Linked DNA regions of Homo sapiens: region 1 is linked to region 2. A link is an interaction called in ENCODE POLR2A ChIA-PET data of the cell type or tissue named here. Cell type or tissue: MCF 10A. All regions are shown on one strand. Links, peaks and the distances in the headings refer to the core of each region. The heading gives the core; the rest is flanking DNA.

Region 1 (12,055 bases), core at 1,557-9,556, 77 kb after region 2:
TGAGTCATGAATGCTGACAGGGAAGGAAGAGGGAAAAAGGCATTCATTCTCTCCCCCTCCACTGTCAAAACAGTGCCTTCACTCTTCCTCCCTCCATCTCTCTTACAGGCACCAGAGAGCAGAAAATGTATGTGTATAGTTTCAAGAACAGTTCCAAAGCAAACACCCATATAGTCACCCCCATGTGCTGGCCCCCAGGATAAGAAATAGAACCTTGCCAGAACCTCAGAAGCCTTTCCTGGCCCCCTCCATGACATCATCATTCCCCGCCTCTTGCCCTCATCTAACTTCTAATCTGATTCTGAGGGGAATCATTTTCTTACTTTTCTTTTTTTTTTCTCCTTCTTTTTTTTTTTTTTTTTGAGACAGAGTCTTTCGCTCGGTCACCCAGGCTGGAGTGCAATGCCATGATCTTGGCTCACCGCAACCTCTGCCTCCCGGGTTCAAGGGATTCTCCTGCCTCAACTTCCCAAGTAGCTGGGATTACAGGCATGCGCCACCACACTTGGCTAATTTTGTATGTTTAGTAGAGATGGGGTTTCACCATGTTGGCCAGGCTGGTCTTGAACTCCCTGCCTCAAGTGATCCACCCACCTTGGCCTCCCAAAGTGCTGGGATTACAGGCGCGAGCCACCGTGCCTGGCTCATTTTCTTACTTTTCTTAATTTTTTTTTTTTTTTTTTTTTGAGACAGAGTCTCGCTCTGTTGCCCAGGCTGGAGTGCAGTGGCGCAATCTCGGCTCACTGCAACCTCTACCTCCTGGGTTCAAACGATCCTCCTGCCTCAGCCTCCCAAGTATCTGGGATTATAGGCACCTGCCACCACGCCCAGCTAATTTTTGTATTTTTTGTAGAGATGGACTTTCACCATGTTGGCCAGACTGCCTCTGGTCTCGAACTCCTGACCTCAAGTGATCTGCCTGCCTTGGCCTCCCAAAGTGTTGGGATTACAGGCATTACCACTGCCTCTGGCCATTTTCTTACTTTTCTTTATTGTTTGACTGTGAATGTCTATGTCACAAGACAAGACGTTGCCTTGTTTTGAATTTATGACCACACGTTTTCTTCTGTGGCTTGCTTTCCTTGTGCAATATTTTTTGGACTTTTGCCTGTGTCGATGCTTGTGGTGGTAGGTATACATTCTCACTGCTGCATGGCCGATTCTATTGTGTAAACATACCACAACTTACTTAGCCATTCTCCTGTGGATGGTCATTTGGATTGTGTCCAGTCTTTGGCAATTACTAGCAATGCTGCTGTATGTGACTCCTAATGCACACATCTATTTAATATATTTAAGAGGAAGTGCTGGGTCATGGGGTATGTGATTTTCAACTTTCCCAGCTAGTGCCTAACTGTTTTCTGAAATGCATCTGCTTCTAGACTGTCTCATTTGCAGTTCAACTTACTCAGTAGCACTAGGGTAGTCTCTCCTAACAGGTAATACCAATTGAACTCTCTTAGTTTCATCAGGGTAAGCGTTTGGGGAAAGGGGAGGATAAAAATGGTTAGGTGTGGCCGAGTGTGGTAGCTCATGCCTGTAATCCCAGCACTTTGGGAGGCCAAGGTGGGCGGATCACAAGGTCAGGAGATGGAGACCATCCTGGCTAACATGATGAAACCCTGTCTCTACTAAAACTACAGAAAAATAAGCTGAGTGTGGTGGTGTGTGCCTGTAGTCTCAGCTACTTGGGAGGCTGAGGCAGGAGAATGGCGTGAACCCAGGAGGCGGAGCTTACAGTGAGCTGAGATCACGCCACTGCACTCCAGCCTGGGTGACACAGTGAGACTCCATATCAAAAAAAAAAAAAGAAAAGGTCAGGTATGGTGGCTCACACACTAGCACTTTGGGAGGGAGGCTAAGGAAGGAGGATCACTTGAGTCCAGGAATTAGAGGCTGTAGTGAGCTATTATCATACCCCTGTATGCCAGCCTGGGCAACAGACTGAGTCCCTATCTCAATAAAAAAAAAAAGAGGAGAAGAAAAATGGTGTATAGAGACCCCCGATGGGAGTAAGCCCAAGGTTCATTGGCTACTGTGACAGTCAGTTAAATTATTTTTTTCTGGCTGGGTGCAGTGGCTCATGCCTGTAATCCTGCACTTTAGGAGGCTGAGGTGGGCAGATCAATTAAGGTCAGGAGTTTGAGACAAGCCTGACCAACATTGCAAAATCCTGTCTCTACAAAAATACAAAAATTAGCCAGGCGTGGTGGCGGGCGCCTGTAATCCCAGCTACTAGGGAGACTAAGGCAGGAGAATCACTTGAACCTAGGAGGCAAAGATTGCAGTAAGCCAAGGTCATGCCACTGCACTTCAGCCTGGGCGACAGAGCAAGACTCTGTCTCAAAAAAACAAAAACAAACACAAAAAAACCCAAAATAAAAAATTATTTTTTTCTGTGAGTAACAGAAATCCCCAAATAACAGCAGATTAAACAAAACAGAAATACATTTCTCTCCCACATAAATGAAAGTCTGAAGTCAGCTATCCAGACTGATACAGTGCTCCACGAGGTAGGTTCCTTTGCTCTTGTTCCACTGTCTCTGCAAATGGCTTGAGCTGCTTGAGCTCCAGCCATCACGTCTATATCCTAGCCAACAAGAAGGAGGAAAGACAAAAAGAAATTTTTGTCTCTTTCCTTTGAATACACTTTCAGAAAGTCACACAGGCACTGCATATATTCCAGTGGCCAGAGCTTAATCTCACAGAAAGAAAGATCTGCAAGTGATACTGGGAAATGTAGTCCTTGTTCTTGGTGGCTGTGTGCCCAGCTAAAATCCGGGAGTTTCATGATTAAGGAAGGAGGGAGAATGGATTTTGCAGGACAATGAACAATCTCTGCTATGGATATCCTTGCTCAGGAAAGCACTTCTGGGTAGGTCTGCCTAATGCCCTCACCACACACACTTACAGATACATATCTCAGAAGTCGAAATGGAGAGTAAAGTAGGTATTTAGCAATGCCATGTCTTTATTTATTTTATTTTATGTTATTTTATTTTTTGAGACAGTTTTGCTCTTGTTGCCCAGGCTGGAGTGTAATGGCGCGTTCTCCGCTCATTGCAACCTCTGCTTCCCAGTTCAAGCAATTCTCCTGCTTCAGCCTCCCAAGTAGCTGGAATTACAGGCATGTGTCACCATGCCCCGATAATTTTGTATTTTTGGTAGAGACAGGGTTTCACCAGGTTGGCCAGGCTGGTCTCAAACTCCTGACCTCAGGTGATCCGACCACCTCAGCCTCCCAAAGTGCCAGGATTACAGGCATGAGCCACCTTGCCTGTCAATGCCATGTCTTTAAATATTACAAGATATACTCTCTGTTCATCTAGGAAACTGTGGTGCCCAAATGGTGAGTATAATTAGTTATTTTAGGCAAATACTCTGCTGGATCATATGGCAATTTTTTTTTTTTTGAGATGGAGTCTTACTCTGTCGCCCAGGGTGGAGTGAAGTGGTGCCATCTCGGTTCACTGCAACCTCCTCCTTCTGGGTTCAAGCAATTCTCCTGCATCAGCCTCCTGAATAGCTGGGACTACAGGCACTTGCCACTTTACTTGGCTAATTTTTGTATTTTCACCATGTTGGCCAGGCTGGTCTTGAACTCCTGACCTCAGGTGATCCACCAGCCTCGGCCTCCCAAAGTGCTGGGATTACAGGTGTGAGCCACTGTGCCCGGCCTGGATCATATGGTAATTCTATGTTTTATTTATTTACGAGACAAGGTCTCACTCTGTCATCCAGGCTGGAGTGCAGTCATGTGATCATAGTTCACTGCAACCTTGAACTCCTGGGCTCAAGGTATCCTTCTACGTCTGCCTCCCAAAGCGCTGAGATTACAGGCATGAGCCACCACATTCAGCCTATGTTGAATTTTTTTTTTTTTTTTTTTGAGATAGGGTCTCGCTCTGTTATCCAGGCTGGAGTGCAGTGGTGTGATCACAGCTCACTGCAGCCTCCACCTGGCTCAAGTGATCCTCCTGCCTCAGTTTCCCAAGTAGCTGGCACCACAGGTGCACACCACCATGCCCAGCTAATTAAAAATTTTTTTTGCAGAGATGGGGACCTCTCTGTGTTGCCCAAGCTGGTCTTGAACTCCTTACCTCAAGTGATCCTCTTGCTTTGGCCTCCCACAGTGCTGAGACTATAGGTGTCAGCCACCATGCCTGGTCTATGCTTAATTTTCTGAGGGACTGCCACACTCTTTTCCATAGCAGATGCATGATTGTACATTTCCACCCAGAGTGCACAAAAATTTCAGTTTCTCGGCCTGGCACAGTGGCTCACGCCTGTAATCCCAGCACTTTGGGAGGCCGAGGTGGGCAGATCATGAGGTCAGGAGATCGAGACCATCCTGGCTAACACAGTGAAACCCCGTCTCTACTAAAAATACAAAAAAATTAGCTGGGCGTGGTGGCGGGCGCCTGTAGTCCCAGCTACTCGGGAGGCTGAGGCAGGAGAATGGCATGAACCTGGGAGGCGGAGCTTGCAGGGAGCCGAGATCGTGCCACTGCACTCCAGCCTGGGTGACAAAGCGAGACTCTGTCTCAAAAAAAAAAAAAAAAAAAAAAAAAATTTCAGTTTCTCCATATCCTTGCTAAGGCTGGTTATTTTCTGGTTTTTATTTATGTTTAAAATATGTATTTATTTACTTATAGAGACAGAGTCTTGCTCTGTTGCCCAGGCTGGAGTGCAGTACAGTGGCATGATCATAGCTTACTGCAGGATTGAACTCCTGGGCTCAAGGATCTTACTATCTCAGCCTCCCCAGTAGCTGGGACTATAGGCATGTGTGACCATGCCTGGCTAATTTTTTAATTTTATGTAGAGACAGGTTCTGGCTATGTTGTCCAGGCTGGTCTCCAACTCCTGGCCTCAAATGACCCACCCGGTTTGGTCTCCCACAGTGCTGAGATTACAGATGTGAGCCACTGTGCCCAGTCTATTTTTAAATATATTCTTAAATTTTTCATTGTAACCATCTTTTTTTTTTTTTTTTTTTTTTTGAGACAGGGCCTCATTTTGTCCCGCAGGCTGGAATGCAGTGGCACAATCTTGGCTCACTACAGCCTCTACCTCCCGATTCAAGCAACCCTCCTGCCTCAGCACCCCAAAGTAGCTGGGACTACAGGTGCATGGCACCACGCCTGCCTAATTTTAAATGTCTTTTTTGTAGAGGCGGGGTTTAGCTGTGTCGCCCAGGCTGGTCTTGAACTCCTGAGCTCAAGCGATCCTCCCGCCTTGGCTTCCCAAAGTGCTGGGATTACAGGCATGAGCCACCGCGCCCAGCCAGATAGTAGCCATCTTAATGGAGTGAGATGGCTTACTTTTAAACATTATTTCTAAACTGAACCCAGACCCTGGCATATTAGAGGTGGTTACACAGTGAACGCATTTGACGAACAGTCAAGGTAATTTTGTTTTCCAGGGTTTGCTCCATGAATAAACAATCTCTGAGAGGCTAGTATCTTGTCCAAGGTCAAGAGCCTGAATTTGAATTGTCTGACTGAAAGGCAGCATGTTCTCTACTAGTCACCTCTCTACCTGGTTCCACCCTATGCAAGGCAAACAAACGCAGAAGAAAGAAACCCATTGCCGTGCAAAATCCAGTGATTCCAAACCCAACCAGCCCACCAGGGATGTTCTGGGAGTCCGAGCTGGGGACAGGAGCACAGCCAGCCCTAGCCAGCCCTCCCCCCACCACACTCAGTGCCTGGCGGGGCAGAGCGAGTCACATTTCAGCCTCACTCACAGGCCAGCTTGAAATTCGGCCCAGCCGCCACTGCCTCCTGAGAACTCCTCCGGATGCCTGCAGGCTTATGCGGGGCTGAGTCACTTCCTCACCTTAATTCTCCCCTAATACCTTCCCTTTCTCTGCTGCTTTACTCCTGGCACCACTGTCTGGGTGTGGAATGTCTGGGGAAGCTGTGCAGGTGGGTTGGCTGAGCTGTCTGCCCAGATACCACAAACATGGCTGGGGAGAGAGGATGCAGGGGTAAAAGTAAAGCCAGATTTGTCTGCTGGCTCTTAAGCGCATCCTAATCCCCTCAGTCAGTTTGATCTTCGCAAACATGAGCACAGGTCAATATCTCTAAGCTTGGGTCCTGAGGGGCTGGTGGAGGATGGAGCAGAGGATGGATGAAGAGGAACAGGAAGTGAGGGGAGAGTGATGGCTGCTTTGGCTTTTAGAAACTTCCATCCCACATTACTTTCCCTAGGGAAGCTCCCACCTCCCATCCCTGGGAGAACAGACTGCATCCTGGAAGGTCAAGTTCCAGGTCATGTTAAATATGATGGTTTCCTGGATGAGTCTAAGGACATATCATTAATATCTTCAGCCTATTTCCAGAAGTCCTGCTGTTCCTCTTACCTACATGTATGCTGTTCTTCCCTGTGTACAACTTAACTTTCCTTTTCAGGTTTCGGATGCTTTGTCTGTACATTGCTTTGTGTGTTTGCCTGCCTCAGCTTGTACTTTCGGAGATAGAAATTGGGTCAAAGTTTTAATTTTTATTTAAGTTATTCATTTATATAGTTTAAAAAGTCAAGGGATGGTGCAAGATTTATGAAAAAGAGCCCTCTCCCTTCCCCTTAGCAGAGATAATCATCTTCACCTTTTTTCTTTTTTTTTTTTTTTTGAGACAGAGTGTCGCTCCATTGCCCAGGCTGGAGTGCAGCGACGTGATCTCGGCTCACTGCGACCTCCACCTCCCGGATTCAAGAGATTCTCCTCCTGCCTCAGCCTCCCGAGTAGCTGGGACTACAGGCGTATGCCACCATACCTGGCTAATTTTTGTATTTTTAGTAGAGATGGGGTTTCTCCATGTTGGCCAGGCTGGTCTTGAACTCCTGACCTCAAGTGATCTGCCCGCCTCGGCCTCCCAAAGTGCTGGGATTACAGGTGTGAGCCAGCATTCCTGGCCATCTTCAATTTTTATAGCTCATTCTTTTGGCATTTGTCTCCATTTCCCTCAATAATATTATTTTATTACTACGTCATGATTTTTCAGTTTTAGGCACTATTTATTGTCTTCCATACTTGAACAACCCATGCACCCTTCCTGGCCTCCATCTTTCCACTACAGTCATACAATAATTTGGTTAGAGCAATAGCCAGTTTTTACATTAATACCACTATGTAAAGACTATTACCATGTGATGGACTATGCACAATTTTTTATTTTCCCTGGAGCTAATAATTATCTCCGCCCCCACCCCAATTCATTTACTTAGTTTCCTATGTGTTTAATGCCAAGCTCTTTCAGTTGTTATAATCTTCCCTTAATACTTTCAGATGATATTCTACCAATTTTATTTTCTTGAAGAAATCTCTCTTAGACATGGCTGGGCACGGTGGCTCATGCCTGTAATCCCAGCACTTTGGGAGGACAACATGGGTGGATCGCCTGAGGTCAGGAGTTTGAGACCAGCCTGGCCAGCATGGTAAAACCCCATCTCTACTAAAAACACAAAAAATTATCTGGGCGTGGTGGCAGGTGCCTGTAATCCCAGCTACTCGGGAGGCTGAGGCAGGAGAAGTGCTTGAATCGGGGAGGCAGAGTTTGCAGTGAGCCGAGATCGCACCATTACACTCCAGCATGGGTGACAAGAGCAAAACTGCATCTCAAAAAAAAGAAAAGAAGAAATCTCTCCTAGACATTTCTGACCTTATCTGGTCTAGGCTGGTTGTCCTATAGGACTGTTGCATTGTCGTCATCTTGCAATCTCTTTTTACCAACATCCTGGGGGATTCTCTTTATCTATCACATGTCAGATTCCTGTTTCCCCTTGTCTTTTTCTTGGTTTACTACCTTATCATCCAGGAGCCTCCTGAGTATATAAACATTTTTTTCTGAACCTTAAATGACTCAAATGTCTTTTTCTATCTTCAACCTTGATTGATAGTTTGGTTCTGTAGTCCCAGCTACTCGGGAGGCTGAGGCAGGAGAATGGCGTGAACCAGGTGGGCAGAGCTTGCAGTGAGCCGAGATTGCGCCACTGCACTCCAACCTGGGCGACAGAGCAAGACTCCATCTCAAAAAAAAAAAAAAAAAAAAAAAAAAAAGATAGTTTGGTTGGGTATAAAATTTTAAGTTGAATGGCTGGGTTCCATGGCTCACACCTGTAATCCCAGCCCTTTGGGAGTACGAGGTGGGTGGATCACTTAAGGTCAGGAGTTTGAGACTTGGTGAAACCCTGTCTCTACTAAAAATACAAAAAATTAGCCAGGTCTGGTGGCTCATACCTATAATCCCAGCTACATGGGAGACTGAGGCAGGAGAATTGCTTGAAGTCAGAAGATGGAGGTTGCAGTGAGCTGAGATCGCGCCACTACACTCCAGCCTGGGCAACAGAGTGAGACTTTGTCTCAAAAATAAAAAAAAAAAAAGAATTATGTTGGAGATGATTTTCCTTTGGAAGTTTGAAAGCATTGCTTATCTTCTAACTTCCAGTGCATCTATTGAGACATTCAAGGCACTCTAATGCCTGACCTCCTCCCCTTTCCCTTTGGAAACTTGCAGGATCTTCTCTTTGTCTTCAGTGTTCTGAATTATAATGATTTGTCTTGATGTTGGTCTCTTTTCATCCATTGGGCCAAGAAATCTTGGGCCCTTTTAAACTGGAAATATATGTCTCCGTTTTTGAAAATTTTCTTTGGGTATTTTATTTTATTTTATTTTATTGAGACAGAGTCTTGCTCTGTCGCCCAGGCTGGAGTGCAGTGGTGCAATCTCGGCTTACTGCAACCTCCGCCTCCCAGGTTCAAGCGATTCTCCTGCCTCAGCCTCCTGAGTAGCTGGGATTACAGGTGCCTGTCACCACACCCGGATAATTTTTTGTATTTTTAGTACAGATGAAGTTTCACTATGTTGGCCAGGCTGGTCTCAAACTCCTGACCTTGTGATCCACCCGCCTTGGCCTCCCAAACTGCTGGAATTACAGGTGTGAGCCACTGTGCCCAGCCCAGGTGTTTTTTTAATCATTTCCTCCATTCCTTTTTCTCTGTTGTTTTTTGTTTATTTTTGTTTATTTTTTTAATGGAATTCCTATTATTCAGGAAGTGGAATTCCTGTATTAGGCCTCTAATTTTCTTATCTATTCTCTCCTATTTTCTGTGACTATGTTTTTGTAAGATTTCCTCAATTTTATATTCCAATCCTTCTACTGAGTTTTTGATTTCTCACATTATATTTTTAAGTTTAAAGAGCTCCTTTTTTGTCCTTTGAATGTTCCCCTAAACAAAAAAAAACAATAGTGGCCAGGCATGGTGGCTCATACCTGTAATCCCAGCACTTTGGGAGGCTGAGGTAGAGGACTGAGATCAGGAGTTCAAAACCAGCCTGGGCAGCAAAGTGAGACCCCATCTCTACAAAAAAATAAAAAAATTAGCTGAGTGTGATGGCATGTGCCTGTAGCCCCAGCTACATGGGAGGCTGAAGCAGGAGGGTTGCTTGATTCCAGGAGGTCAAGGCTGCAGTGAGCCATATTCGCACCACTGTACTCCAGCCTAGGTGACAGAGTGAGACGCTGTCTCAAAAACAAACAAAAACAACCAAAACCCCAACAGTATTGTGTTTTTGTCTCAGGTTTATATATTTGCATATGGAATGTCTATATAAATTATGTTCTTGCTGGGCATAGTGGTTTGCACCTGTAGTGCCAGTTCCTGGGGACGCTGGGGCAGGAAGATCACTTGAGCCCAGGAGTTCTGGGCTGTAGCATGCTATGCCGATCGGGTGCTAAGTTCGGCATCAATATGATGACCTCCCAGGAGCAGAGGACCACCAGGTTGCCCAAGGAGGGGTGAACTGGCCCAGATCAGAAAAGGAGCAGGTTGGCAGTTTAAATTGCATTGCATTGAAGAAATAGGTGGTGGGATCTTGCTGGGTGTTTGATTAGCCCTTTCTCTGTCTTGCTTGTTTGAGCTTCAGCAGAATTCAAAATGACTGGCAATAAGGCTGGGAAGGACTCTGGAAAAAAACAAGACAAAGGCGGTTTCCCACTCGCAGACAGCTGGCCTGCAGTTCCCAGTGGGACATATTCATCGACACCTGAGATCTAGGACGACCAGTCATGGGCATGTGGGTGCAAATGCCGCAGTGCATAGCATAGCCATCCTGGAGTAACTCACCACAGAGCTACCTGAACTGGCAGCAAAGGCATCAAAAGACTTCAAGGTAAAGCGTATTACCCTTCGTCACTTGCAACTTGCTGTTTGTGGAGATGAAGAATTGGATTCTGTCATCGAGGCTACAGTTGCTGATGGTGGTGTCATTCCACACACTCACAGATCTCTGATGGGGAAGAAAGGACAACAGAAGGCTGTCTAAAGGCTGCCTGGATTCCTTATTATCTCGAGACTCTAAGTACCTTACCAGCTGTCCAGCGTGGTGATTCCAGTAGGCTGTATCTCTGTGAAAAACATAATTTCATCTTTTTCTTTCTTTTTTTTTTAGACAGAGTTTTGCTCTTGTTGCCCAGGCTGGAGTGCAATGGCATGATCTCAGCTCACTGCAACCGCCTCCTGGGTTCAAGCTATTCTCCTGGCTCAGCCTCCTAAGTATCTGGGTTTACAGGTGCCTGCCACCATGCCCGGCTAACTTTTGTATTTTTAGTAGAGACGGGTTTCATCATGTTGGTCAGGCTGGCCTCGAACTCCTGACCTCAGGTGATCTGCCTGCCTCGGCCTCCCAAAGTGCTGGGATTACAGGCGTAAGCCACCACCCCCAGCCCAATTTTGTCTTTTTGTAATTGTGTCTGAGCAAGTTGGAAGTTTAATTAGCTTTCCAACTGACCAATTTCTGCATTCTAGTCTTAACCATATTTAATTGTTACTATGGCTTCAAAGAAGCTATTGATTCCAAAGTAGTGGGTTTTGATTGAGTTTTTTAAAAACTGGATTTTAACAGTGATGCAGAAGTTATAGTAACAAACATTTGGTTTTGTACAGGCATTATTTCCACTCTGGTGCATAAGCTCAATAAAGGTCATATCCCAAACTAAAAAAAGAAATGGAGCAGGTCAAAACTCCCATGCTGATCAGTTGATCAGTAGTGGGATTATGCCTATGAATAACCACTGCACTCCAGTCTGGGCAACATAGCAAGACTCTGTCTCAGAAAGGGGGAAAAATATCCATGTAAGTATTATGTCTGTTTTTGATAGTATTGTGTTCTTGTTTCAGAAATGCATGTTTGTTTTTGTTTGTTTGTTTGTTTTTTTGAGACAGAGTCTTGCTCTGTCGCCCAGGCTGGAGTGCGGTGGTGTGATCTCTGCTCATTGCAACCTCCGCCTCCTGGGTTCAAGAGCTTCTCCTGCCTTGGCCTCCCATGTAGCTGGGACTACAGGCGCCTGCCAACGTGCCTAGCTAATTTTTGTATTTTTAGCAGAGGCAGGGTTTCACCATGTTGGCCAGGCTGGTCTCGAACTCCTGACCTCAAATGATCCACCCACCTCGGCCTTCCGTGCTCAGCCTGATGCATATTTTTAAGATCTCGCTAAGAAATAATAATGATAGGGTTTTTGCCGTATTTTTAAAAGTTCTCTTTTCCCTGCATAAAATAGTTTTCTCCAAGTAGGTTTTTCCATTTATTTTTATCTCTGCCTTTCATGTTAGAGACTTTGGTCAGATGTCTGATGACTTGGTTATCTGAGTAGGGGCACTAAAAAGCTGATTGAAAAGTCTGAGCACATGGGGAGAACTTTTTGACTATGAACTTCATTGCAGGGTGATCTGGCTGAGCCATTCATTGTTATCAGTATCTTAGGTTTTTGTTTGTTGTTTGTTTGTTTGTTTGTTTTTTAGCTAGTCAGATTCTCCAAAATACACTCTTTCACTGATCACCTGGAGTTACGAAGCCCTGGGAGCTCAGTGAATGAAGAAGGCTGGGGTTTCACACTACAGCTGTAAATGTTTGCTTAATCCCCTGCTTGAAGTACAGATCTCTCTTACTAGCTGAGTCCAGAATCCTCTAGAGACCATGCAGTTTACTTTCTTCCGGGAATAAACTTTATTTATTTATTTATTTAGAGACGGAATCTCTCTGTATCACCCAGG
Region 2 (12,055 bases), core at 2,025-10,024:
TATTATAAGGATCTTGCTCTTGCCTTTTCTCAGGTTCCTAAGATCACCATGTGACCTTACCAGCGGCCCCTCCTGCCAGGGCGGTGTGTGCTTGCAAAGACTTCTGCCTCTCATCAGGTGTGGCTGAGCCAGCAGGAACTCCCTGGCAGGTGCTAGAGTGCTCCCAGCCAGGGCCAGCCCCACCAGGCACTCCACCCCGAGGGACTGGTACAAGCCTGGTACAGACATTCTGGTTCCCTTCTCAGGGATGAGGTTGGGCCAGCCCATCTCAAACTGGAGGGCTATTAAGCTGTAGAAACCCTCAGCGTTTCTGATGCAGCAGGGGTGGGAGGAGGCTCAAACCTGCATCTCTAATAAGTGCCCCAGTGGTCCAGCGACCAGGCTTTGTGAGCCACTGGTTTCGGCACAAACAAGCAGCCAACTGTGGTCAATGAAAGGAGGCCATACTGATGGACTCTGGAACAGGTTCCTTTGCTCATAAGAACCCCGCCTTCTTCTTCTGCCACTCACCGCAGATGGCTACAGAGCACTTGAAATGTGGTGGATTTGCCTGAGAAACTAGAAATTTAAATTTCATTTTAATTCATTTAAATTTAAGTAGCCACCTGTGTTTAGTGGCGCCCATACTGGACACTGCAGACCTGGACACTGTCAGGTCTGGATGTGATGGCTGGAGCTGCTGCTACAGACACCCCGCCATGAGACTGTGTGAAGACACCACACAGAGGAGGGCAGAGCTGCATCCCCATGTACTGGCTGACCTCAGCACAGCCTCATATGGGAGCTCATACATTTCCTGATTGGTTAAGGTGGTATGAGTGGGTGTTCCCTGCTGCCTGCACCCAAAGGACAATGGCAATCTCAAGCAGAAGAGCAAGAGAAGCAAAACTCGGTTCCCTGTGAACTCAAGAGGCTTTGCCCAGAAGGGATGCAACCAGTTATTTCAGCATTAAATATCCAGACACAGACAGTACAGACCCATCCTGCTCCAAGAAACACATCAGAGCACTGCACTCTGCCTGCCTGTGATGCCCAGGAAGAGCACAGAGATACTGTTGACGGCTCCATCGCAAGGACTGAGTCAGCTTCAGGTGAGTGCAGAACCAACTGGTGGGTCACGGCCATGACGCTTCTTCCAGAATATGCTGGGGTCCAGCTGCCCAAGAAATATCTTCCTACTCAGGCTGGGAATTCCACCATCAGCAGTAATTGCTATGGGTTAGGCAAATACCCCTCTCTGGAATCCCCTTTTAGAATGCACATGTGCCTAGGAAAGGTAACGATTTAACCCTTGAAATGCCGATGGGAATGAGTTTACTGATTGCTATCTGTTAGACAGATATTGGTGAAGGGTGAAAAACTAGACAGGTCAGAGGAGTATGCTCAGGGCTTACCCAGTCCACCTTAAAAAGCCTCACCTTCCCCATCTACTGATCCTGACTGCCCCACTCCATGCACTTCCTGAAGGGTGAGTCCCACATTCCAAATTCCAACAATCCCATCATTCCATTGATATGTCTCCGGGCACCAAAAGCAGGCAGAACAAAGTAATAGGATACCGTTGGGAGCTTTGAATTGCAGTCCCAGAAGGGCCTGCCCTGAGCCCTAAACAGGATGAGGGTTATGGGAGGAACTGTGTTTTTATGGGTGGAGTTGTGGCCCCCCAAAAGATGCTAAAGTCCCAATCCAGTAAATGTGAATGTGAACCTTATTTGGAAAGGTCAAAGCGTTATCTTTCCGAGGCGCATTTGCATTCTAAAAGGGGAGTCCCGAGAGGGACACTGCTCAGCCCACAGCAGTTATTGCTGATGGTGAAATAGTCTTTACAGATGATCAATTTAAGATGAGGTCTTGCTGCCGTAAGGCAGGCTCCTAGGCCAATCTGACCAGTGTCCTTATTAAAAGGGGAAATTTGGAGACAGACACACATGGACGGAGAACATCATGTGAACACAAAGGCAGAGATCAGTGTGATGTCGGCAAACCAAGGAGCACCAAGGATTACCAGCAAGCCACCAGAAGCGAGGAGAGAGGCCCGGGACAGATCTCTCCCTAGCGCCTTCAGCCTGCGTGGCCTCACTGACACTTTGATCTTGGGCTTCTGTCCTCCAGAACTGTGAGACAATCAATTTCTGCTGTGTAAGCCACCTGGTCTGCGGCACTTTGTTATAGCAGCCCTAGAAAACTAAGATGGAACTCGCCGGCTGGTCACTGTCTTCCCTCTTATCACACTACCTTCCCTTACTGCAGCTACTTATTTAACTGTTTCCCACCAAAAGACCCTAACATCCAGGAGTGTGGGGCCCACATCTGCCTAATTCGCCACTACGGCCCAAGCCCACCTCTGGCACACTGGAGGTGTTCAAGATGTGAGCTGACATATGAAAGAGCTGTCCTGACTAGTTCTAGAATCTCAGGCATGTGACTCCCCCTCCCAGAATGTCAATTTCCCCATCTCTCTGCAGAGGGAAAAGAAAATAATTGGAGTAGATGACCTCTGTGAGTCCTTCGGGCTCAAAAGATGGCCGGGACTCACCACTGAAGGTGTCTGCATCCATCATGGTCAGATCAGGCCATGAGAAACCCCACTAGAGGTGCTAAACAGAGGGAATGGGTCACAGAGGTGTGGGAAGCCTGAGAAACCACTGCGGCCTTCCTGCTGGACTTCAGAGAAGGGCTGGCCTCATTTTATGGGCTTTCTGAAACCCATATTCAGAGAAACACACCCAATTCAGCATGGACTGGCAATGCCTATCCCCAAGGAAACTCCAAAAGGGGTGAGTCTCCTGGGCAGTGGTCACTGAGTTACTACAAGGCCTTTGGGGTTGGGGTGGGGATGGTGGGTCAACAGGCTCCCCTAGAAGCCCTGTGCCCTGACAAAGTAAACAATGGCAAAACATGTGCTTCCCAGCACTCACCTCCCCACCTCCTTCTAACATCAGAACTGGGTTTCTGATGATGGGAGAAAATGTAAATGAAATCAACGGAAGGATGATCCTGTGAGTAATCTGACAAGGGAGAACCAGCTTCCTCTCCCATGAACCCCAGCTGCCTTGGCTTTCACCCAGACCCCTGGCCCACCCGGTGTCCTCCCCAGACAGTGGTACTCACCCACACTGCTGAGGGAGCTGCTGCTTTCTGAGTCTGAGGGCATGGTGGACAGGACGCTGTAGGTAGAACCTGGGGAAAGAGGGGAGACCATGTTACTAACCCCAAGGGGTCACTCGTCTTCACCCCAAGCCAGCTGATCATCAGTCAATGCCAGGCCATGAGAGCTACATGCACCAGGCACTAGAAATCCACATCCACGGGCCAAGCAGAGGAGGCGCGCTCAGCAGATCTGGACTTCGGTGTTTCTGCCAGGCCTCCCACCTCACTTTATCGGCCCCTCCTGCTCTGGGCAGGCGGGCAGAGGGGAACTTGGAGTCAGTCAGCTGGCTTCTTGTTGGGACATCTGGGGAAAGGCTTAGCAAGGGAGTGACATGCCCCAGGTAAACATGGGGTGTGGGGGTTTCCTCCACATCTCTAGCAATATGATTCTGGCTTCCATGCAGAGGGTAACAGAGCAGAAATTAAAGAACAACTGAACTATCTGTTCTTTCTCTGACTGTTCTGCTCTTTAGGTTCTAACTGTATTCAAGCTCAGTTCTTAATAATTTACTTAGTATCTGCCCCCTTATTAAAAGTTACTCCTAAAATGATGAGCAATTGTACCATCACCAAAGCCAGAGGGTAGCACTTTTTTTTGTCCACACTTAATGTTAATTCCTGGTTGTGGACACACAACCACTGTGGTTTGGTTTGAATTCAAATATCTTCAAAACCAGATGTTACCCTCCCAGCACCGGGAAGCCCAGTTTCTGAACCTAGCTCTATGTAGGTGCCCATAGCTGGGTCGTGCTGAGCAAGTAGCTTTTGTTTTCTGGAACTCTGTTTCCTGGTCTGCAAAATGAAGGAGTTCAACCAGATGGCTTATAAGGTCCCTACCCCATCCCCCATCCCCCATCCCCCATCCCATTTCAGCAATTTCCATGATTAATGGAAACAGAAGGTACACTTTGCTCATCAAGACTATGGATGACATAAAATTAAAAGGGAGGGCAAACTGACTCAGAGACTAAATTGGGAGTGGACAAAGCATAACACACAGAGATGGCAGGTCAGATAAAACAAGGACAAATCCAGTGTTTTGTTCTTGGAGCCAAAAGAACTATACAATGAAGAGCGGTATGTACCAGGCCAAGTGGGTGAGCTGGAGATGGAATTTTTGCAATAAGGGCTTTGAACAAGCCTTAGGGCTCTGGCATCAGAAAGCTGCCAAGAACTAATGAGATCCTGGGCTCCACAACAAGAAATGTGGAGGACCACATTTAAGGAGCTCCCAGCAGGGCACGGTGGCTCACACCTATAATCCCAGTGCTTTGGGAGGCCAAGGTGGGCAGATTGCTTCAGCTCAGGAGTTTGAGACCAGCCTGGGCAACATAGTGAAACTCCATCTCTATAAAAAATACAAAAAATTAGCTGGGCGTGGTGGCACGCACCTGTAATCCCAGCTACCTGGGAGTCTGAGGTGGGAGGATCACCTAAGCCCAGGGAAGTCAAGGCTGCAGTGAGCCATGATCATGCCACTGCACTTCAGCCTGGGCAACAAAGTGAGATCCTGTCTCAGAAAAAAAAAACAAAAAACACTCTTCCACTGCAATTCTTGACTAGCCACCCTACACGCATCTTTGGACGGGAAAGAGGAGAAATGAAGAAATGGGGGTAAATGGGGGAGCGGGGCAGGGGAGGGAGATGCACTGTAGGTGGGAGGCCCCTGGGGGACAGGAGAGACCTTGAGGGGAAAGCAGGGAGACTTTGCTGGGGAGGTGAGGACCATGCAGGAGGGCAGAGAGATAGACTGCAGGCAGGCGAGCTAGCAGGCGTGTCCATCAGAAAAAGAGATGAAGGGGGAGAGAAAAAAGAGAAAGCAAGCAAAAAGCAACTTTGGTAATGGCAAGCACTAGGACAGGCGTGACCGGCAATGACCAGTAGCCTCATTATCACATTTTCAGAGACTCTGAAGAATCTGAAGGCGTTGAGCATGGGCTGAAGAGAATGACTGGGGAATGGGTAGGTGTCTTGTCTCTCAATACGACTGTCAGAAGGGATTAGATTTGTTCTTGATGGCCTCCAGCAGCCAAACCAGGAGCAGCGGGTGGATGCTGGAGAAAGCTGCATCTCTAAACAGGTCTGGATGGCCACGGTCAGCACTGCCAGGTATGAAAAGCCTGAGGGTGAGGGGGTGAGACAGTGAGGGAGGCCCAGCACTCAGTGGCATGGATGTCATGGGGAAGTCTGTGCATCTGAAGGGAGATGAAACCAGAAAACCCAGTTCAGCCTTAAAATTCTATGATCCTGCTAATAATGAATAACCCATGCTCCACCTCCCATATCTGAAGTCCAACCCACACTATTAGTTTTGCTGTACATTCAATATCTCTGCATTTTTGTCTCAACAAAAACAATAAGCATCACACTTTTTTTTTTTTTTTTTTTTTTTTGAGACAGAGTCTTGCACTGTCGCCTGGGCTGGAGTGCAATGGCGCGATCTCGGCTCACTGCAACCTCCACCTCCTGGGTTCAAGCGATTCTCCTGCCCCAGCCTCCTGAGTAGCTGGGATTACAGGTGCCCACCACCATGCCTGCCTAATTTTTTCTATTTTTAGTAGAGACAGGGTTTTGCTATGTTGGCCAGGCTGGTCTTGAACTCCTGACCTCGGGATCCACCAGGCCTCAGCCTCCCAAAGTGCTAGGATTACAGGCATGAGCCACCATGTCTGGCCTGCATCACATGTTTTTTTAACCCATCTCTCTTTCTATATCATACACATTACATGTTGCTTCAATATCTGTGAAATAAAGTCAAATGCAATTCGGGCAATCCATTGATATCTTCAAAGAACAAGAACCCAACACAATGCCTATTTTCTAAACTCAACTACCATTTTTTAAATAGTATTTTTTCTTTATGGGGGCAAGGAAGGCTAGCCACTGACATGTTGGTGGATTGTTTTTGGAAGACGTCTACTCAGGAAAGCAGGCACAAATAAATTTCCCCACTCTCACCTCCAGAAATCTCTATGCTCAACCCATCCCAGCTTACGACACTGGCAGCCTGCGCTCCAGATGCCTCTGCTGGAACGCTCCCCTCTTTCTTACTCTTGGCATCAGCAGTGCCCCTTCTTCCAGTAAACTGCCCCTCCTCTTCAAATCGTCTCTCTCCTCCCCTGTGGCAAGTTTCCACTGTTAATTAAGCTTGGCAGATGCCCTTCCCTCTCTCCGCCCACCTACCTCCCTGGCTGGGGGAGTCCACAGGCCAAGCGACACGTTCTGTTCCTCTTCCCTGTCCCTGCAGTCCTGACTGGCCTCTGGGGCCTAACCAGGGCAGCGTGACATCTTTGTGTGCATCTCTGGGCATCACTCCCACCCCCAACCCAGGGAGCTGGCAGGGCTCCTAGGAGCTGGTGGGGGGAGTGGTTAAAATTGGACAGGACCCAGTTTTTACAATGTTCCCAGAGCCTTGGACGTCATTAAGGGGGAAAAAAGGCCCAAAGACGACATTGTCTCGGTCATGCTTTGTCTCTGCGGTTATTGTTGTCCTAAAGGCCTGTGTGGTCAGGACAGTCAGGAAAAGGCAAAAGAAGCCACTGTCCCCCAAAGTCACACGGTGTCCTTTCAAGGCCGGTTGCTTCCATGGGGCGGAGGGGCAGGTGTCGGCGTCATCTACCTCTGGGGTTTCGCCATCAAATTTGGAGTCAAATTTGGTGCTCCTCATCTTCTGCCATGGCCCAATCCAGGAGGAGACAATTTCCCCAGGTTCTCCTGAAGGCACCTCCACCCAACCTGCCCTGAAACCTAGGATGGGCTGCTGTGGAAGGAGAAACAGTGTGGAGGGACATTCTCTACCTCACAGAGTGCCCAGGGCTAAGGGGGACTGTAGGATCAGCCTCCTGATGTGTGTGTGTGTGTGTGCACACACACACACACACACACGAGAGGAGGGCACCAACCACAAACTTGTGCAAGCTACCAAGTACCATGCAGAGGTGCTGATGAGATCCAGAGAAAGTTGGATGATGTGGAAACATTTCCAGAAAAGGGGAGCTTGAGGCCAAGTTTAGACGTGGACATGTGGGCCAGAGCGTGATATAAGGAGATTCTTTACTATCAAAGGAACTACCTGGGCAACGTAAACTCTTATTCAGCAGATGAGGGTGGGGTTTCAGAATGCATTTCTCACAAGCCCCCAGGGCACATGCTCTACACACTGGCCCAGAGCTGGAGTCCACAGGTGGGATGCACATGGAAGCTGCAGCCAAAACCCTGGGAGAGGTGGAAGGAAGCCACTGGGAGGAAGCCAGCCTGGTGACCCTCTGGGACTGGCCCACGGGCACTGTCTGTGTCCTTTCCAAGAGCCCAGCCCCTGATAATTCTGTTTACCCCGTGACTCAGTGCCACTGGGTCACGAAGACCACTTCAAAAGAAATTCCAGGAAAAACCACCCGAACAATAATGGAATGCCCCAGCCCTCCCAGGCCCCCTCCCATAGACCATGAGGCCCAAGAGAGATGGAAGCACGCCCCCAACACACCCCTTCCATTCACCTGGAGCTTGTAAAGGCCCTGGTGACTCACGCTTCCTCTTCGTGAAGCTCACAGTGGCTGAAGGAACTTGTTCCAGCCTTGAACCAGCACACAGAGTTCTCCCTGTCCTCCAGAAGGGCCCAGGCAGAAAGGCAGAGAGCTGACGGCTCACGGTCACAGGGAGGCCAGCACCCCCTACCTCAATCCCCAGGGAAAGGAGAGGGAGACACCAAGCTGCTACTCTCTGGAGCTCTGGGGTCCCTGAAGACAGAGCAGGAAGTGCTGCCTGGGCCCCAGGAGGACAGTCACTTTCAGGGCACCTGCCACATCCTGCCGCCCTCCTCCAGCTCACACTGAGGAACCACAGCCTGACGAACCACAGCAGAATGACCGAAGGTGCCCAATCGCTCCCGGACTCACACGTGTCAGCCAGGTTTCCAACACGTGCCCCCCGCCTAGCATGGCACTGGGCCAGGTTCGGGAGAAAGAATGGCAAGCCAGGGGCTCAAGAGCCTGGAGGTTACTCATCTGCTGTGAGTAGCCTTCAGAAGAAGGCCCTTCTCTCTGAGCCAAACAATAATGATTGCAGCACAGCTGGGGCCAAACTGCTTGGAGTTAACTCCCAGCCCAGCCCCTTATGAGCTGTGTGCTGTTAGGTAAGTCACTCTGCCTCTCTGTGCTTCCACATACTTATCAGTAAAATGGGATGATAGAAGTGCTTATCTCTTAGAGCTGTTTGAGGATAAACTGATTTAATGCAGGTTGAGTATCCCTAATCCAAAAATCTCCAAAATCTGAAACTTTTTGAGCACCAACATGACACCACAGCAGAAAATTCCACACCTGACCTCATGTGATGGGCCAGTCAAAATGCAGGCGCAGGATACAGTTTATTCTGCTTCCTCAAAGGAAAAACAAAATTATCTTCAGGCTATGTGTATATAAGGTGTATATGAAATGAGAATACGTTTCACATCTAGACTTGGGTCCTATCCCCAAGATATCTCATTATGTATATGCAAATATTCCAGAATCTAGAGAAATCCAAACCCCAAAAACACTTCTGGTTCCAAGGATTTCAGATAAGGGATATTCTGCCTGTTTGTGAAAAGTGACTGAAACAGTACCTCGCATAGCCGGTACTCTAAGTGTTAGCTGGTGTTATTATGGTCAGTCCAGACCTGCAGAGGGCCCTTCCAACTCTGCTGTTCAATTCCTCAATTACCTACATGGAAAGCTGTACTAGAGTGACAAGTCACACAATCTACAAGCAAACTGCTGCACTGTATATGGCACTCTCAAGAAAAATAATAGCAGCTAATAGGTACTAAGCACTACTAAGTACTGGGACTGTGCTAAGCACTTTGCATGTATTGCCTCCATTAATTTCCATAACAACCCAAAGGTTGTCATTATTAGTCCCATTTCACAGAGGAAGAAACTAAGAGTTAGAAAAATTAATTTGCTGAAGGTCGTGCTAGGGCTACTAAGAGCACAAACAGGATACAAACCCAGGCAGTCTACCCCAGCGCCTGTGCTCTCAAATCCTACACACAATACTGCTGCCCGGCTCCACAGGGAAGAGCAGTCAGAGAGGACTTCATGGAGGCAGGGGCCTGGAGCTGGCCCTGAAAGGTGGTGGCCTTGGATAAGCACATGAGAAGCCCGATCAGCTTGCAGGAGACAACAGGCGGAACCCATTTCTCTGGAAGGGTAAGAAGTCTCAGAGCAGGGCTGGCTTGGGCCAAGGCCCCCCAGCCTCTATTCCCTGGGAATGGGCTCACCTCCTCCCTGCCCACCTCCCCACACCGAGACAACACTCAATAGGCATTCTGAGCTGAGCCACTTCCACCCAAGTGGGAAGAAAGAGAAGGAGCTGTGGCTTCATGGCCCCCATTCCATACCCATGCCTGTGCTGCCTGCAGAGGGGAGTCGCAGTGTGTGGGCAAGCCTGCACTCAAGAGCCACTCAATTCTGTGAACTGCAGAGATGAGGAAGGAGGTGACCGTGAAAGTTGCGGAGTGCTATCACCTTTGGCAGAGCCCACCTTCTCTGTTTTAAAGACCTCCTGGGATGCTGGGGGGACAGAGGGCTCATATCCTACTATTAGGCTACTAGGAAGCCTGCTTGCAGAACCATGCTCAGTTCTCAGGAGGGAAGAAAGGTGGCAGGGAAAAAAAAAAGAAAAGAAAAAACTACACTCAGGGCAGCCCCAGCCCCTCCCTAGGGGCTCGGCCTCCTACCCTTTAAAAGCACGGCCCAAGGCTACAGACACTGAAACCCAAACTGGGAAGCGGACAAGGCCCAGTATTTCAGGGAGGTATAGGTTGACCATGGCCCTGGAATGGAGCAACCACAGACACTGGCATGTCATCAAGGAAGTCCTGCTGATGCGCCTTATATGCCACCCGAGGGTGGGAAAATCCTACTCTTGGTTTGTAAGTTAAGATTTAATATTTGTTTTCCTCAACTGAGATAATGCTATAGTATTTTCCACCAAGTTTTGGAACAAGCAGCATCACTGCGCTAAAAAAAAAAAAAATCATAATGATGTGGATTCCCCCTATTTCTGGTCGTTATAAGAACTGCTCACCTATCTTTAAAAGGTAAAGGTGGCCAGGTGAGGTGGCTCATGCCTGTAATCCCAGCACTTTGGGAGGCTGAAGCAGGAGGATCACTTAGGTCAGGAGTTCAAGACCAGCCTGGGCAATATAGCAAGACCCCATCTCTCTTTTTTTTTTTTTTTTTTTGAAAGAGAGTCTCACTCTGTTGCCCAGGCTGGAGTGCAGTGGCACAATCTTAGCTCACTGTAACCTCCACCTCCCAGGTTCAAGCTATTCTCGAGCCTCAGCCTCCTGAGTAGCTGGGACTACAGGCATGCACCACCATGCCTGGCTATTTTGTATTTTTTAGTAAAGACGGGGTTTCACCACGTTGGCCAGGCCGGTCTCGAACTCCTGACTTCAGGTGATCCACCCCAAAATGCTGGAATTACAGGCATGAGCCACCACACCCAGCCAATCCCATCTTTTTTTTCTAAGAGGAAGGAAGGAAGGAAGGAAGGAAGGGAGGGAGGGAGGGAGGGAAGGAAGGGAAGGAAGGAAGGAAAAAAAAAAAGTAAAGGGGAAGGGGCATTGCCCAGATAATTGGAGATTTAACCTCAGGTATGCAGTGAGATCTGTGTGGGGTGGCAGGAAGGAAGATGATGGCTGCCGAGCTCTCTGTCCATTCTTTTTTTTTTTTTTAAACTTTATATTTTAAAATAAATAGAGACAGGGTCTCTCTTTGTTGCCCAGGCTGGTCTCAAACTTCTAGGCTCAAGCAATCTGCTCGCCTCAGCCTCCCAAAGTGCTGGGATTACAGGTGTGCGCCACCACACCTGGCTTTTGTGTCCATTCCTTAACACATTCCCTAACCCCTTCCCACTGGACTTTTGAGGCCATTTATAAAATAATGAACTAAATTGCCTGAACCTGAGAAAACTCTCGTATCAATTTTGCCATCTGTGACTCCCCTCCCTTCCCCACCCAAAATGCCCCAAGGCAAAAATATGTAAAGAGAGGGAAAACAAAACATGTGCACCCCAGAATTAAATCATTCAGTACCATGCAAGACCCTTCACTCGCTAACTACAGGACTGGTTTTGGTCTTTTTCTTTACTTTTTTTTTTTTCCTCTTTTAAGTGGCAAGTGACAGGGACTAAAAAAAAATAAAATAAAACTAGCACATAAAGGAAAGATGGAAGTTTGTTGAATTTCGAGGGATGAAAAGAGTCCACAGTTGGATAGCCTGCTTGTCTTCATCAGCGAAGCAAAGGCTCCTGGAGGCTTTGGGATGAGCACAAAGCCTGTGTCTGATGAAAGCCACCCTCTTTGTTCTGCCTCCCTTCAGAGCTGCCGGGCTGCAGGTTGGGGATGGGAGCAGGGAGGGAGGGAAGGCAGTGGGAGGACCTAAGACCATCAAACCTGACACCAGGTGGGACCACCTCTCGGTTCCTGCTTTCCATCACCAAAACCAAGCCCTGCTCCCTGCTGTCACTTCTGGCCAGACTAAGACAGTTCTGCACCTAAAAGGCACAGGAGGAGGCCCAAAGAGGGTCTGATTAAGGAGGAGGATGGGGCCATCGTGCTATGCCCTGGAAGGTGGGGGTGGAGGGGGGACAACGAACATAGCCAAGCCTGACAGCACCCACAAGGCGAGGTGTGAAGGAGTGGAGCAGCGCCTCTGCCCCGCCACCCTGACAGCACATGTCACACCAAACCCAGACAGGAAATCTGAGCAGCAGGGGCACCCAAGAGGCAGCCAAGCCTCCATTATGCTCCAGCCGGACATCCCCCGGGGGCCATGTCTGCCCTAGAATAAACTTCTGATAAGCCCCAGAAGTCACAACAGGCAGGAAGCAGCTCTCTGAAAGGCACCGGGCACCCCCG

What was found. ChIA-PET counts read pairs that join two places held together with the same protein. Peaks named below come from ENCODE experiments on the same cell type or tissue, not always from the same donor. Only the 100,000 strongest peaks of a DNase experiment are listed, where the experiment ranks them.
Region 1: POLR2A ChIA-PET joins it to region 2 with 10 read pairs; 8 of 35 experiments call an interaction of 5 or more read pairs at or near these places.

The regions. Positions count from the first base shown.
Region 1 is chr10:77,943,555-77,955,609 of GRCh38, forward strand. It overlaps the pseudogene H2AZP5. Among named protein-coding and RNA genes, the nearest start is that of DLG5-AS1, 23 kb to the left of the region's middle. RefSeq lists silencers at 3,597-3,891, 5,617-5,911 and enhancers at 3,597-3,891, 4,663-5,200, 5,201-5,738, 5,739-6,276. In MCF 10A, for the core only: no CTCF peak of the experiment used is centred there; DNase peaks (open chromatin) are centred at 2,747 and 5,817.
Region 2 is chr10:77,866,018-77,878,072 of GRCh38, forward strand. DLG5 (discs large MAGUK scaffold protein 5) reads right to left here. Exons shown (of 32, transcript NM_004747.4): 2 at 3,112-3,180. Among named protein-coding and RNA genes, the nearest start is that of DLG5, 55 kb to the right of the region's middle. RefSeq lists enhancers at 1-698, 1,238-2,437, 11,788-12,055 and a silencer at 11,414-11,708. In MCF 10A, for the core only: no CTCF peak of the experiment used is centred there; DNase peaks (open chromatin) are centred at 4,214, 6,434, 7,674, 8,104 and 1 weaker place.